Linked DNA regions of Homo sapiens: region 1 is linked to region 2. A link is an interaction called in ENCODE POLR2A ChIA-PET data of the cell type or tissue named here. Cell type or tissue: endothelial cell of umbilical vein. All regions are shown on one strand. Each heading gives the region's core, and the rest is flanking DNA. Links, peaks and the distances in the headings are about the cores only. Region 1 holds the start of C5AR2 (complement C5a receptor 2). Region 2 overlaps DHX34 (DExH-box helicase 34).

Region 1 (4,385 bases), core at 143-4,142, 54 kb after region 2:
ACTCCAGCCTGGGCAACAAGAATGAAAACCTGTCTCCAAAAAGAGAAAGAAAAAAAATGCTTAGATCCTTTGACAAGAGCTTTGCTGCTGGGCTGCCCAAGTTAATTCAAGAGCCCAGGACTGTGACGTGCGTTCCAGTGTGGCTGTAATAAGACTGCACTTCTCAAACTCTAGTTCTGCTTCCCAGATTCTGAAAGTAATGATTCCGAGAAGCCAAGATCATGCAATCTCTCTCTCCCTCCTTCCCGCCCTTGTAGCCTCCATCCTTACCGTCTCTTCCAAGAGTGTCCCCACGTGAGTCAAACGCCACTTGGGAGCCCAATCCGGGCCCACAGCCAGGACCCAGGAGGTCTGGGGTCTCTCCCTGCCGTGTCTGGCAGCTGGTAGAGTCCTGGAAATCCGTCCTGTTTGCCAGGGCTCCTGTCGGATGCTGCTGAGCACTGCCACCTCACCAGTCCCAGTGAATCTTTATAAGCAGTACAAAATAGGAGTGGCCTTGTCTCGCTCTCAGGGTGTGTTTGTCCTGTCTTCTTCCCGTGACTCACAGAACCCAAAATTACGGGGTGGCTGGCAGGGCAGGAGAGGGCTCGGTTGGGTGGAGGGCTGATCCCAAGTCCCCAACCCTAGTCTCGAAGTCCCACCTTCCTGGAAGCCAGACCTGCATGCGGTTTGCTCTTTAACGCCTTAGAGGTCTTGGCCTGGATTCTGTTTGCCCACAACATGCCAGCTGCCCCCAGCCACCTCCAGGCCTCTAACTGTGTTCAACCCCTCCCTTCTGCAGCCTCAGGACAGACAAACATCCCTCCCTCCTCCTCGGCTCTGAGGAAGACAGCCTGGGGTCACATTCTCCACAAAAAGACCACAGCAGCTGAGCGCAGGGCCCAACGCCTCAGTGGTAGAAAAAGCACAAACAACTCCTTTCTTGGGCCTCAATTTTCCATCTGTAGAATGGGAAGATGTTGTTGGCCATAGCGATGCTTTACTTTTTTTAGAGATGGAGTCTTGCTCTGTCGCTCAGACTGGCGTGCAGTGAAAACATTATGCCTCACTGCAGCCTCAAACTCCTAGGCTCAAGTGATCCTCCCACCTCAGCCTCCTGAGTAGCTAGGACTACAGGCATGCACCAACATACCTGGCTAATTTTTTAAAATTTTCTGTAGAGGTGCGGCCTTGCTGTGTTGCCCAGCCTCAAGCCATCCTCACACCTCGACCTCCCAAAGGGCTGGGATTACAGAAGTGAGCCACAGCCGTGATAGCAATTCTTAACCTCTTCCAGCATATCACAGTGGCTGAGAACAAGAACTCAAGGGCCAGAATGATGAGATTCATATTCCAGGTCGACACACCCTCATCAAAGTTCAGGGCCTCAGCCCCTCTGAACCTCAACTTCCTCATCTGTGCAGTGGATGTTTGCTATGAGCGTTGGATACATTTAAAACGCACAGAACTGGCTGGGCGCGGTAGCTCACATCTGTAATCCCAGCACTTTGGGAGGCCGAGGCAGGTGGATCACTTGAAGTCAAGTGTTCAAGACCAGCCTGGCCAACATGGCAGAACACCATCTCTACTAAAAATACAAAAATTAGCTGGGCGTGGTGGTGCGTGCCTGTAATCCCAGCTACTCGGGAGGCCGAGGCAGGAGAATCATTTGAACCGAGGAGGCGGAGGTTCCAGTGAGCCGAGATCTCACCATTGCACTCCAGCCTGGGCGACAGAGTGAGACTCTGTCTCAAAAAAACAAAAACAAAAAAACCGGAGCAGTGCCTGGCACATAGTATACGCTAGGCTCACGCAACAGCAACAAGACTGTAACGTGAATTCTTAAAGTACACATACCACGCAGGCTTAGCAAGAGGAAGTGGCTCCAACCCCAACTTTGGAACCTCTTTATTCAGCAGTTCTTTCTGTTTGTGCTTTTTTTGTGCGTGCTTTAGGGATTCAAGGGATATATTTACACACTTCTTTTGTTATTGTTTTAGAGAATGAAATCACTTTGCTAGAGGAAGTTGTTCGTGAGACAAGGAGCTGGGACTCACTGTTTGACCCAGGGCTTCCTCCACTCTGTTTCCCTGACTAGGTGACCCTGCGTTGGCTGACCCTCACCCCGGACCCTCAGAGAGGAAAACATCCCCCAAGTCCCCTCCCCTCCTCTTCTGTCCCGGGAAGCCCCCTCCTTGGGAGAGGAGGGACATCCTGCCAGCCCCAATCTCCTGTGGGAATCTGCCCTGGCCTGAAGAAGAGATTAAGAGGAAAGAAACCGAGGTGGAACCTTCCCTTTATCAGCTCAAACTTTCTTTTTTTCTTTCTTTTTTTTTTTTTTTTTGAGACGGAGTCTGTCTCTGTTGCCCAGGCTGGAGTGCAGTGGCGCGATCTCGGCTCACTGCAAGCTCCACCTCCCGGGTTCACACCATTCTCCTGCCTCAGCCCCCCCGAGTAGCTGGGACTACAGGCACCCGCCACCACGCCCGGCTAATTTTTTTTGTATTTTTAGTAGAGACGGGGTTTCGCCGTGTTAGCCAGGATGGTCTCGATCTCCTGACCTCATGATCTGCCCACCTCGGCCTCCCAAAGTGCTGGGATTACAGGCATGAGCCACCACGCCCGGGAGCTCAAACTTGCTTTAACTTGAAAAGTTAACGATGGTCTGTTCCTCAGATGCTTCATCTTGATAAACTCCTGATACATCCACTAAGTTTTTCAACATACATTTCTTAGAATTGCAGCCAGGCAGGATGGCTTACACCTCTAATCTCCACACTTTAGGAGGCCGAGGTGTGAGGACTGCTTGAGGCTAGGATTTTGAGACCAGCCTGACCAACATAGTGAGATGCTGTCTCTGGGGGAAAAATATATATTTTTTTAATCCAGGGTCTGACTCTTCACCCAGATTGGAGTGCAGTGGTGTGATCACAGCTCACCGCAGCCTTGACCTCCTGGGTTCAAGCAATCCTCCCACCTCAGCCCCCAAAGTAGTTGGGACTACAGGCTCAAGCCACCACACCCAGCTAATTTTTTAAAAAACTTTTTGTAGAGATGGGGTCTGTCTCTGTTGCCTAGTCTTGCCTCCAATTCCTAGGCTCGAGCAATCCTCCCACACTGGCCTTCCAAAGTGCCGTGATTACGTGTGCTAGCCACAGCATCTGCCCCCCTAGAATTTGTTTTAATTAGCCAGGCGTGTTGGAGCGAGCCTGTAGTCCTGCTACTCTGGAGGCTGAAGTGGGAGGTGGAGGCTGAGGAGGGAGGATCGCTTGAGCCCAAGAGCTCAAGGCTGCAGTGAACTGTGAATGCACCACTGCACTCCAGCCTGAGCAACAGAGAAAGGCCCTGACTCGAAAAAATAATTTAAAATTTTAAAAAAATTGCCAGTCACGGTGGCTCATGCCTGTAATCCCAGCACTTTGGGATGCCAAGGTGGGTGGATCACCTGAGGTCGGGAGTTCAAGACCAGCCTGACCAACATGGAGAAACCCCGTCTCTACTAAAAATACAAAATTAGCCTAGGTGGTGGGCGCCTGTAATCCCAGCTACTCGGGAGGCTAAGGCAGGAGAATCGCTTGAACCTGGGAGGCGGAGGTTGCGGTGAGCCGAGATCGCGCCATTGCACTGTAGCCTGGGCAACAAGAGCGAAACTGCGTCTCAAAAAAAAAAAACCAAAAAAACAAATTTTTAAGTGTCTTAGATTTGAGGCTGGGCGCAGTGGCTTACTTCTGTAATCCCAGCACTTTGGGAAGCCAAGGCCAGTGGATCATTTGAGGTCAGGAGTTCCAGACCCACCTGGCCAACATTGTGAAACCCTGTCTCTACTGAAAATACAAAAAAAAAAAAAAATTAGTCAGGCTTGGTTGGGGAGTACCTGTAATCCCAGCTACTCAGGAGGCTGAGGCAGGAGAATTGTTTGAACCTGGGAGGTGGAGGTTGCAATGAGCCAAGATGGCACCACTGCACTCCAGCCTGGGCGACAGAGCAGGACTCCGTTTCCAAAAAAACAAAAACAAAACAAAAATCTTAGATTTGGGAAGGCAAAGATTTTCTGGTGTCCCTGGAGCTGAGGGCTGTCACTTGGAGGTCTGGGGGTTGCTATGGGCCAAGAACAGGGTCTCTACAGGCCTCGGAAGGCAGGAGGGGGGCCAGTGTGTACGTGCAGGGGATTCTCTCTCAGCCACCCTGTGAAAAGCCGAGCACTACCCCCTCAACTCACCAGCCATTTCCTCCTGGGAGAAATTTTGAATGAGAACATCCTACAAGGATTTTTTTTGCTTCTTTTTTTCTTTTTCTTTCTCTTTTCTTTTTTTTTTTTTTTGAGACAGAGTCTTGCTATGTCGCCCAGGCTCGAGTGCAGTGGTGTGATCTTGGCTCACTATACCCTCTGCCTCCCAGGTTCAAGC
Region 2 (4,385 bases), core at 100-4,099:
ACCACACCTGGCTAATTTTTGAATTTTTCATAGAGACAAGGTTTCACCGTGTTGGCCAGGCTGATCTCAAACTCCTGACCTCGTGATCCGCCCGCCTCAGCCTCCTAAAGTGCTGGGATTACAGGTGTGAGCTACTGCACCTGGCCTGGAAAACAATTTCTTTTTTTTTTTGAGGCGGAGTTTTGCTCTTGTTGCCCAGGCTGGAGTGCAATGGCGCAATCTCAGCTCACCGCAACCTCAGCTCACCACAACCTCCGCCTCCCGGGTTCAAGCAATTCTCCTGCCTCAGCCTCTGGAGTAGCTGGGATTACAGGCATGCGCCACCATGCCTGGCTAAATTTTGTATTTTTAGTAGAGACGGGTTTTCTTTTTTTTTTTTTTTTTCTTTTTTGAGACGGAGTCTTGCTCTGTCAACCAGGCTGGAGTGCAGTGGCACGATCTTGGCTCACTGCAAGCTCTGCCTCCCGGGTTCACTCCATTCTCCTGCCTCAGCCTCCCGAGTAGCTGGGACTACAGGCGCCCGCCACCACGCCCAGCTAATTTTTTTGTATTTTTAGTAGAGACGGGGTTTCACCGTGTTAGCCAGGATGGTCTCGATCTCCTGACTTTGTGATCCTCCCGCCTCGGCCTCCCAATAGAGACGGGGTTTCTCCATGTTGGTCAGGCTGATCTTGAACTCCTGACCTCAGGTGATCTGCCCGCCTAGGCCTCCCAAAGTGCTGGGATTACAGGCGTAAGCCACTGTGCCCGGCCCCTGGAAAACAATTTTTAAGAGTCCACTAAAACCAAACATATATGCGTGTCCTATAATCACGTCCTATAACCCTGGATACATACAGGACAGAAATGTACAATGTATTCATCAAAATCCAGGTACTGTGTGCTCCTAGTAACGTTATTTGTACCTGGAACCAAGCCTGTGCACCTCCGCCTTTCCCACCTCCTGAGCGTCTCCCCTCCACCCACCTGATACCTCATCATCCTTCAGGCCTTAGCTCTGACCTTCCTCCTCCCAGAAGCTGACGCTGACACCCAGCACGTCCCCTCTGATGGGGCCTTTGTTCTGCAGAGGGAGGGAAGGGCTGGTGTTAGGGGTAGGTTTCTGGAAGCCAAATGTCCCTGGACAAAAGAATGGATATATTGTGATGAATTCATGGAACAGAATGAATGAACCAAGCCCATGCAACCTCATGTTGGGTAAAAGAAGCTAGACACAGACAGCACATTCTTGTGAAGTTTTAGAGTGGCCAGCACTAGAGGACAGATTAAGAATGTTGGTCACGGCCGGGTGCAGTGGCTCACGCCTGTAATCCCAGCACTTTGGGAGGCTGAGGCGGGAGGATCACCTGAGGTCAGTAGTTCAAGACCAACTTGGCCAACATGGTGAAAACCCGTCTCTACTAAAAATGCAAAATTAGCTGGGCATGGTGGCGGGTGCCTGTAATCCCACATACTCGGAAGGCTGAGGCAGGAGAATTGCTTGAATCCCAGAAGCAGAGGTTGCAGGGAGCCGAGATTGCACCGTTGCACTCCAGCCTGGGCGACAAGAGCAAAACTCCATCTCAAAAAAAAAGAATATTGGACACTCCTGGGAGACGGAGGAGCTGGGCTGCAGCGGGTGGAGGGCTGCTGGTGTTTTATTTTTTTATCTGGGTGCTGCTGGCACAGGTATGTTTCATCTGGGAAAATTCACCAAGCTGTTTACTTATAATTTGTGCATGTTAGCCTTCAAGAGGAACATTTTAAAAGACTGTTGAGGCTGAGCGTGGTGGCTCATGCCTGTAATCTCAACATTTTTAGGAGGCTGAGGCGGGCAGATCACCTGAGGTCGGGAGTTCGAGACCAGCCTGACCAACATAGAGAAACCCCCGTCTCTACTAAAAATACAAAATTAGCTGGGTGTGGTGACACTCGCCTGTAATCCCAGGTACTTGGGAGGCTGAGGCAGGAGAACCACTTGAACCCGGGAGGCGGAGGTTGCAGTGAGCCGAGATTGAGCCATTGCACTCCAGCCTCAGCAACAAGAGCGAAACTCCGCCTCAAAAATAAATAAATTAAATAAATACTGTTGAATGAGCCGGGTGCAGTGGCTCACACCTGTAATCTCAGCATTTTGGGAAGCTGAGGTGGGCAGATCACCAAACACAAAATTTAGCCAGGTGTGGTGGTGCACGCTTATAGTCCCAGCTACTCGGGAGGCTGAGGTGGGAAGATCACTTGGTGTCAGAAGGCAGACATTGCAGTGAGCTGAGATTGTGCCACTGCACTCCAGCCTGGGCAACAGAGCAAGACCCCATCTCAAAGAAAAAAAGTATATAAACCCCTAGTTTTAGTTAGGGAGACGGATTTGAGACTGATTTCCCATCTCCTCAGCCACGCATCTGATTAAAGCCTTCTTCCTTGGAAAGAAAGGAAGCCCATGGTTCCAGACCAACCTGGGCATCATGGTGAAACTCTCTACAAAAAACAAACAAAAAAACCTATTCACACCCAAAAATTAGCTGGGCATGGTGGCACATGCCTGTAATCCCAGGTACTTGGGAGACTGATTTGGGAGGATCACTTGAGCCCAGGAGGTGGAGGCTGCAGTAAGCTGAGATTGCACCACTGCACTCCAGCCCGGGCAACAGAACGAGACCCTGCCTCAAAAAAAAAAAAAAAAAAAAAAAAAAAAAAAAAAAAAAAAAAACTGTTGAATGGAATCTGTTACCAAAAATCAGGGGTTCAGTCCAGGTCCTGCTGCTGGTCGCACAGAAAGCCAATCACTAAAGCGAGTATTGCCAAGAAGAAGGCTTTAATGAGATGTGCAGCCAAGGAGATGGGAAATGACTCTCAAATCCATCTCCCTGACTAAGACTAGGGGTTTATATACTTTTTTTCTTTGAGATGGGGTCTTGCTCTGTTGCCCAGGCTGGAGTGCAGTGGCACAATCTCAGCTCACTGCAATGTCTGCCTTCTGACACCAAGTGATCTTCCCACCTCAGCCTCCCGAGCAGCTGGGACTATAGGCGTGCACCACCACACCTGGCTAATTTTTGTGTTTTTTAATAGAGACAGGGTCTTGCTATGTTCCCCATCCCAGTCTGGAACTCCTGGACTCAACTGATCCACCCTTATCGGCCTCCCAAAGTGCTGGAATTACAGGCATGAACCACCATGCCCAACCTTTTTTTTTTTTTCTGTTTCTAATATGGTGAATCAGATTGATTTTCAAATGTTAAATCAACCTTCCATTCCTAGAATAAGCCCCAGTTGGCCATGATGTACTGTATTTATATATTGCTAAATATGATGTGCTGAACTCCTATTTAGGGTTTTTGTCTATGTTCATAAGGCTTAGAGTTTTCTTTTCTTGCATTGTCATAGCCTGCTTTTAGCAGCAGGATAATGCTGACCTCATAACATCAGTCAGGAGGCGTCCTCCCCTATGCTGTGGCCAAGTGGGTGTGGGCGAGTATCATTTCCATGTTTGGTAGACGTCACCAGGGAGCCCATCTGAGCCTGTTCTCTTTGTTAACTATGAATTACATTTCCTTAATAGAGTTGTTCCGGTTATCTATTTCTTCCTGAATGAGCTTTGGGTAGCTAGTGTCTTTCAATAATTTTTTCCATTTCAAATGAGTGAATTTCTGTGTGGCACGTTGTTTATCGTATTCTCTTCTCCTTTTCGCATCTGTAGGACCTACAGGTTGTCCTCCTTCCATTCCTATGCCGTGCCTTCTTTTTCTCCTGAGTGATTTTATTGTTCTTTTCATTTTCTTTTTTTCTTTTAGAGATGGAGTCTCGCTCTGTCACCCAGGCTGGAGTGCAGTGGCACGATCTCGGCTCACAAGCAACCTCCGCCTCCTGGGTTCTAGCAATTCTCCTGTCTCAGCCTCCTGAATAGCTGGGATTACAGGCACACGCTGCCACGCCCAGCTAATTTTTTGTATTTTAATAGAGATGGGGTTTCACCGTGTTGCCCAGGCTGGTCTCAAACTCCTGAGCTCAGGCAAACCACCTGCCTCAGCCTGATTTTTTTTTTTTTTTTTTTGAGATGGAGTTTCACTCTTGTCGCCCAGGCTGGAGTGCAATGGCATGATCTCAGCTCATTGCAACCTCTGCCTCCCAGGTTCAAGTGATTCCCCTGCCTCAGCCTCCCCAGTAGCTGGGATTAAAGATGCCCACCACCACACCCAGCTAAGTTTTTGTATTTCTAGTAGAGACAGGGTTTCACTATGTTGGCCAGGCTGGTCTCGAACTCCTGACCTCAGGCGATCCACCCGCCTCAGCCTCCCAAAGTGCTGGGATTACGGGAGTGAGCAACCATGCCCGGCTCAGCCTGTTCTTTTATTTTTTTATTACGGGAGTGAGCAACCATGCCCGGCTCGGCCTTTTATTTTTTT

Evidence for each region. ChIA-PET counts read pairs that join two places held together with the same protein. Peaks named below come from ENCODE experiments on the same cell type or tissue, not always from the same donor. Only the 100,000 strongest peaks of a DNase experiment are listed, where the experiment ranks them.
Region 1: POLR2A ChIA-PET joins it to region 2 with 6 read pairs; 18 of 35 experiments call an interaction of 5 or more read pairs at or near these places.

The regions. Positions count from the first base shown.
Region 1 is chr19:47,328,235-47,332,619 of GRCh38, reverse strand. C5AR2 (complement C5a receptor 2) reads right to left here and starts at 445. Exons shown (of 2, transcript NM_001271749.2): 1 at 271-445. In endothelial cell of umbilical vein, for the core only: no CTCF peak of the experiment used is centred there; a DNase peak (open chromatin) is centred at 1,969; H3K4me3 peaks cover 252 bases; H3K27ac peaks cover 591 bases.
Region 2 is chr19:47,382,630-47,387,014 of GRCh38, reverse strand. DHX34 (DExH-box helicase 34) reads right to left here. Exons shown (of 17, transcript NM_014681.6): 17 at 4,311-4,385. Among named protein-coding and RNA genes, the nearest start is that of MEIS3, 35 kb to the left of the region's middle. In endothelial cell of umbilical vein, for the core only: no CTCF peak of the experiment used is centred there; no DNase peak of the experiment used is centred there.